Regions from separate parts of the Homo sapiens genome. Here region 1 is linked to region 2. A link is a contact called in ENCODE Hi-C or POLR2A ChIA-PET data. All regions are on one chromosome and are shown on one strand. The core of a region is the stretch at or near the end of the contact, and the rest is flanking DNA. Distances in the headings are between cores, read along the strand shown. Region 1 overlaps LOC284912 (a long non-coding RNA gene). Region 2 has its middle 32 kb from the start of APOL5.

The links. Hi-C counts contacts between places; a loop is a spot of excess contacts on that map. ChIA-PET counts read pairs that join two places held with the same protein, here RNA polymerase II (POLR2A). Pooled maps may share reads with other maps.
Region 1: a map of gastrocnemius medialis shows a loop between it and region 2 (2.9-fold over the local background). The contact joins two enhancer-like sites. A Hi-C loop is called at or near these places in 8 of 168 maps with a recorded cell type or tissue (HL-60/S4, Ramos, cardiac septum and 5 more), 2 of 37 single-sample maps with no recorded cell type and 13 of 50 pooled maps. POLR2A ChIA-PET finds 5 or more read pairs at or near these places in 2 of 52 experiments (activated CD4-positive, alpha-beta T cell and activated naive CD4-positive, alpha-beta T cell).

Annotation. Positions count from the first base shown.
Region 1 is chr22:35,626,364-35,629,591 of GRCh38, reverse strand. It overlaps LOC284912 (a long non-coding RNA gene), which reads left to right. Exons shown (of 4, transcript XR_001755514.1): 4 at 1,933-2,016. Among named protein-coding and RNA genes, the nearest start is that of MB, 11 kb to the right of the region's middle. Within about 2 kb of position 1,816, at least 36 of the 41 ENCODE cell types and tissues checked have a DNase peak (open chromatin) inside an H3K27ac peak, as active enhancers do; they include gastrocnemius medialis and psoas muscle, where a contact is called at or near this core.
Region 2 is chr22:35,684,107-35,687,343 of GRCh38, reverse strand. No RefSeq gene overlaps it. Among named protein-coding and RNA genes, the nearest start is that of APOL5, 32 kb to the left of the region's middle. Within about 2 kb of position 1,348, at least 3 of the 41 ENCODE cell types and tissues checked have a DNase peak (open chromatin) inside an H3K27ac peak, as active enhancers do; they include gastrocnemius medialis and psoas muscle, where a contact is called at or near this core.

The DNA.
Region 1 (3,228 bases), core at 567-3,066, 58 kb after region 2:
TTTCCTCCTGGGCACACAGAGAGACCTCATTCCCACAACTCCCTCCAAGTAAGCGGTGCCTGTGGCTGTGATCTGGCTGATGGAATTTGGGCAGAAGCAATGAGCACCACTTTCAGGCATACCCCCTAAAACCCCTTACAAGATCCTCCACCCTTTTTTTTTTTTTTTTTTTGGGAGATGGAGTTTCACTCTTGTTGCCCAGGCTGGAGTACAGCGGCGTGACCTCGGCTCACTGCAACCTCCGCCTCCCGAGTTCAGGTGATTCTCCTGCCTCAGCCTCCCGAGTAGCTGGGATTACAGGCGCCCACCATGATGTCAGGCTTATTTTTGTATTTGTAGTAGAGACAGGATTTCACCATGTTGGCCAGGTTGGTCTCGAACTCCTGGCTTCCAGTGATCCACCCACCTCTGCCTCCCAAAGTGCTGAGATTTCAGGCGTGAGCCACCTTGCCCAGCCCACCCTCATTTCTTTCTCCAGCGGTTTGCCTGCTGGATGCAGAGGGATGGGGGTTTTGGAAGTCCTTGGGGAGGGAGCCTGAGTGCCTGAATCACTGGGTGCAGGAGAGCCCTCTTCTCAGCTTACATTGGACTGGGAGATAAATGAGAACGAAATCTTTTGAGCCATGGCTAAGGACACATCATGAGATTTGGGGGCTGTTTGTTACAGCAGCTAGTATGCTAACACACCAGTGTAGGCAGCCATATTTGTATTTCTGCCCTCACCCAAGCCTGGTACATAAGAAGCCCTTAGTAGTCCTCCTCATCTCCCATGAGGCTTTCTTCTCATCCACCCTTCAAATGCAGGCCTGACCCTGTCGTCCCCTCTAGGAAGTTTTCTTCCCCACCTCCTCTTCTTCTTCCCAATTCTGAAATGCTGCTGACCCCCGCAAGGGTCCTTCTCTTCCTCCCTCACATCCTCCCCAGGTGACGTCTGCTGCCTCCTCTACGCTGGCACTTCCTATAGCTTAGACTGTAACCCTCAGCCCGATGGGGTAAACTGAGGCTTCTCCAAATTGCCAGATAAATTCAGGATGTTTTGTGATGCAACTCTGGAAGGGGAACCCAATCCTGTGTTAGCAGAATAAGGATGGGGCATTGATTCCCAAGAAATGAGTCCAACTCACGCTAATGGGAAGAATAGCAATATCTCCTGAGGACCAAATGGGCTTTTTTTTTTCTTTTTTCTTTCTTTTTTTTTTTTTTTTTTTTTTTTTTGAGACAGAGTCTTGCTTTCTTGCCCAGGCTGGAGTGCAGTGGTGTGATCTTGGCTCACTGCAACCTCCGCCTTCCAGGTTCAAGCAATTCTCCTGCCTCAGCCTCCCAAGTAGCTGAGACTACAGGCACCCGCCACCACACCCGGCTAATTTTTTTTTTTTTTTTTTTTGTATTTTTAGTAGAGATGGGTTTTCACTGTGTTAGCCAGGATGGTTTCAATCTCCTGACCTCGTGATCCACCCGCCTCGGCCTCCCAAAGTGCTGGGATTACAGGCATGAACCACAAATGGGCTTTTAAGGAAGAAATGGCTCTGCTGTGGGTTGTGTTTGATTTGAGAGAGACCAGAGAAAACCTAATTGCAGCCCAGGGTGACCGTGGTTTCATTTTCCCTCTCTGCTTCTCCTGCCCCCTCCCTGGGGGGCCCTCCCTGGAGCAGAGCTGACTCTGACGCCTCCTTCCTGGGGGAGCTGGGGTTTGATTGTTTTTCAAGGGAATGGTGGGAGGTGTTGGGACAGGGATGGGCGGTGCCTGGGGAGAGAGAATGTGTGTGGCTGCAGAATGCTGGGGAGGGAACAAGGAAGGAGAGGACCTGGCCTGGAGACTGCCCAGACGGGCGCCTGAGCTCCCCAGCTTCCCCTAAGGAGTAAGGTCTCCTTTCCCATGTCCTGCCACCCAGAAGTAACCACACCCATGCCCTCTCTACGCCCCTTGTGCAGCCTTCAGGGTAGACCGAGGAGAGCACCTCCCCTTCCTGGTGAAGGGAGCCCGATACACGCTGGTGCCGGCTGGCCAAGAAGGAGGTGGACAAACCTGGCGACCGCTCCCTGGCACCACCTCACCAGAGGACAGCTCACACCTCCACAGGGGTCAGAAGAAAGGAGCTGCCCTGGGGATGGCTGTGTATCCCTACAACTGCCAGGCACATGCCCCTTGAACACCCGATGCTACGTGTCCCAAAGGAAACTGGTCTCCACCCACCCCCGGCCCGTCCTCGTCCTGGGTACCCCACCTTAGTAAATGGCGCCACCATCTGCCCGGTCACTCAGCGAGAAACTCAACTCCTGGCAGCAGATGACGGGCACTCTGGTTAAATGACTCTCTCCAGCCTCCAAGTTCAACCTGCAGGGAAGCCCTGGAAATCCTGTCTCCCTCTGCCCTGCCTCTCCTTCAGCTCCGAACCCCACCCCACTCAGTACATGGCCCCCCAACAGGCTTTCAAATGTCTGCCTTCCCCAAACCAATCTGTGGTTTTAAAAGAAGTAAGGTCAGGTACAGTAGCTCATGCCTGTAATCCCAGCACTTTGGGAGGCCGAGGCAGGCGGATCACCTGAGGTCAGGAGTTTGAGACCAGTCTGGCCAACATGGCGAAACCCCGTCTCTACTAAAAATAAAAATAAAAAATTAGCCTGGGTGTGGCGGTATGTGTCTGTAGTCCCAGCTACTCCGGAGGCTGAGGTAGGAGAATTGCTTGAACCCGGGAGGCAGAGGTTGCAGTGAGCCAAGATCACACCACTGTACTCCAGCCTGGGTGACAGATTGAGACTCCGCCTCAAAAAAAAAAAATCAGGACAGTGGTTGTCTCTGGCAGGTGAGGGGGCCAGGATTGACTGGGGAGGGGCGTGCAGGAACTTTGGGTGATGACAATGTTCTCTAACTTAATACAGTTTGAGCTACACAAGTGAGTGTAGTTGTCAAATCTCAGCAAATGTATATTTAAGACATGTGCAATTAAATGTAAATTTTACATCTTACAGCAAAACAGAAAATGCAAAGAAATTTTGAACTCTTGTTCATGTCATGTATTGTGGAGTTTCTGCAGGGAATCAGATAGATGTCTGCAATTTAAAATGCCACAAAACAAGAAGAATGGATGGGTGCGTAGAGGGAGAGAGAAGCATGATTAAATTCATTTAGTAAAATGCCAGTGGTAGAGTTTAGGTGGTTTTCAGTGTGAGATTCTTCCCACTTTGCTGCATGTATGAAAATTTTTATAATAAAATGTTAGGGAGAAA
Region 2 (3,237 bases), core at 99-2,598:
AAGAGTGCCAGTTACAGGATTTATTGCTAATGATTTATAGGGCTCCAAATGACAGTGCTTACAAATCTATAGATTCTTGAAGAGAAAGGAGCACTCTACAGCTAACATTAAAGTCAGGATGTGTGCAGGGCATGGTGGTGCATACCTGTAATCTCAGCACTTTGGGGAGCTGAGGTGGGAGGATTGCTTGAGACCAGGAGTTCGAGACCAGCCTGAGCAACAGAATGAGATTCCCATTGCTACAAAAAATTTAAAAATTAACTAGGCCTGGGCTGAGTGCAGTGGCTCACGCCTGTAATCCCAGCACTTTAGGAGGCTGAGGCAGGTGGATCACCTGAGGTCAGGAGTTTGAGACCAGCCTGGCATACGTGATGAAACCCCATCTCTACTAAGAATACAAAAAATTAGCTGGGTGTGGTGGTGCACACCTGCAATCCCAGCTACTTGGGAGGCTGAGGCAGGAGAATTGCTTGAACCCAGGCGGCAGAGGTTTCCGTGAGCTGAGATCATGCCATTGCACTCCAGCCTGGGTGACAGAGGAAGACTCTGTCTCAAGAAAAACAAAACAAAACAAAACAAACAAACAAACAAAAACTAGGTGTGGTGGCACACCCCTGTAGTCCTAGCTACCCAGGAGGCTGAGGTGGGAGGACGCTTAAACCTAAGAGTTGGAGGCGTCAATGAGATATGATCATGCCACTGGACTCCACTGTGCAACAGAGACCAAAGAAAAAAAAAAGAAGAAGATGTGCATCACAGCTATGGCCAGCTCACAGCAAGGGGTCTGGCAGGGCCGGTTTGGGTTTCTATTGTCCTCTCTACTGTATGGTCATGGCAAAATGCACTTCCTCTTTCAGATACAGAACCCTTGGCAGGTGCACAGAGCACCACAGAACTAAGGGGCCCAAAAGAGAGTCTCGGCTGGGGTTTTTTATGTTTCACAGGTCACATACACAAATTCCTGTTACATAACTAGCTTCTGCAGCACAGCTCTCTGGGGGTCTCACCAGGAGAAAATCAGTCTTACTGTTATCAATAAACAATGCTGACAAGTTGGTACAAACCACGCCAAACTCCTCCTTGCCCCCCTGCCTACAAAGCGACACTATTCACCGGCTTTCCTGCCTTGGGCAACATCAGTGCCAGGCAGCAAGTTTAGTACAACCGCTCAGTTTCATTCTAGACATGCTGCAATTCACCCTCAGAGCACAGGAACTAAACAAGGAAGAGGTGTGTTTATTGGGTTTTTGGGCAAAAAAGGAAAGATAAATGCAACTGATTTGTCCCTTCCCACGGTTCCGCATCCCTCATTCCAAATGCAGTACTCACGTTCCGGGCCCGCCCCCTCAGGATGGAGCTCTCAGGGTCATGAATCGGCATTGGACCTCCATGTTCGGTGGTGTGGCTTGTTTTTACAGGTTACTTAATAGGATCCAGGTTGGGTTACGAGCAACCTATAAATAAACCAGATGCGCTCCACAGAGCCCCAGACCCAGGCCAGCTCTTCTGCTGATCATATGCTACCTATCACACGCGCACACTCTGTTTATATCTACCAGACACAGGCCTGCCAAGGCTGTTCCATCAGGACAGAGGAATGGTGGATATCTTTTATACTTTGCCCATCATAATTTTCTTCCTGGAAGTGTGGGTGCACCTCCTTTGCAGAGGTGGGTGCCTGACTCAGCCGGCCTATCCCATGAGTGGATTGCAGAGGTTCACAAACCATTTGGACCTAGCCACTTGGTAATTGAACTGTTCAGTATTTCTGTGACCTAGGGAAGCTGTGAAAAAAATTGCTGAAACACTAAGGCTCTCAGACACTAACTGCAGAACCTCTGCCATGCTGGTGCTTTGGGCAGAGCCATTCCCAGGACTTCTGTGGGAGAAATAGGTAGGAAAGATGGACGCCCTTCCCTCTGGGGCTGCTAGTTAAAGGACAAGGCAAATCTAGATCTCTGATGGTCATCTTTTCCATGTTGTACAAAGGTCATTCCTGGGAAAGAAACCCACGTGGAGGAAAGCAGACCTGAGAGAGACAGGAGTCCTAGGCCAGGCACGGTGGCTCATGACTGTGATCCTAGCACTTTGGGAGGCCAAGGTGGGGGCGGATCGCTTGAGGTCAGGAGTTCAAGGCCTGTCTGGCCAATATAGTGAAACCCCATCTCTACTAAAAGTACAAAATTAGTGGGGTGTGGTGGCACTTGCCTGTAATCCCAGCTACTTGGGAGGCTGAGGCAGGAATCACTTGAACCTGGGAGGTGGAGGTTGCAATGAGCTGAGACTGAACCATTGCACTCCAGCCTGGGCAACAGAGTGAGACTCTGTCTCAAAAAAAAAAAAAAGTCCTAGTATATAGTTGAGCACCTAGAACCAACCTTACCTGAAGCAGGGACATTGCTGGACTTTTCATTTTATGACCTAATTCATTCCTGAACCAGTCAGCATTCCTAGCTGCTAACAAAGTGAACCCAAACTAGCTTAATCAGAAAAGCAATGTATTACCAAATATTAGGTATCTCAGAAGCTCTCTAGGAGAGAAGGAAAAATGGCCTATATACAATCTGTGTCCAGAAGAAACACCCTCAGGAACAGCACCCAAAATCACACTGAAAAGTGGTTTAGTGGGAAGCACTGGTAGGCACAGACAGCTCTGACTTCAGCACCATTGTCACCAACGTGACCAATGCTGGATACACGACTACAGCCTCTTATGCTGTTGGCTCTGGAAACAGGATGTAACTGCTGCCATTATCCCCAGAATAGATTCTGGAGGGAGCTCATGATTTGAAGTCTAATATGGGTACATCTGTTTGGCTGCATCTCTGCATCAAGAGAGGCTGGGAATGAGTATCTGATTTCTGTAGTCAGAGGCTATTGCCACATCCCACCAAGAGCTATAGAGCAGGGAGCGCCCCCAAATGGAGGAAAAGTGTTTACTGGGCAAAAAGAATCACCAAAGTCTACAAAGCCTTTGACTACCCAACATCAGCAAGTACACACACACACACACACACACACACACACACTTAAATAAACAAAACAAAGTAACAGAAAATAATATTTATAAACCCCTTTTAGCCCACATACACACAAAAATACTCTTTTCAAAAGGGGATCAGGACACATCAGTTACTGCATCCAGCTCCAAGTCAGCTTCCAATTCCATCCCAGGGCAGATCACCTATGTCTTCATTCCAGCTTCTTGGTGGCTGGGAAAGTGAGTTTACCGATCAA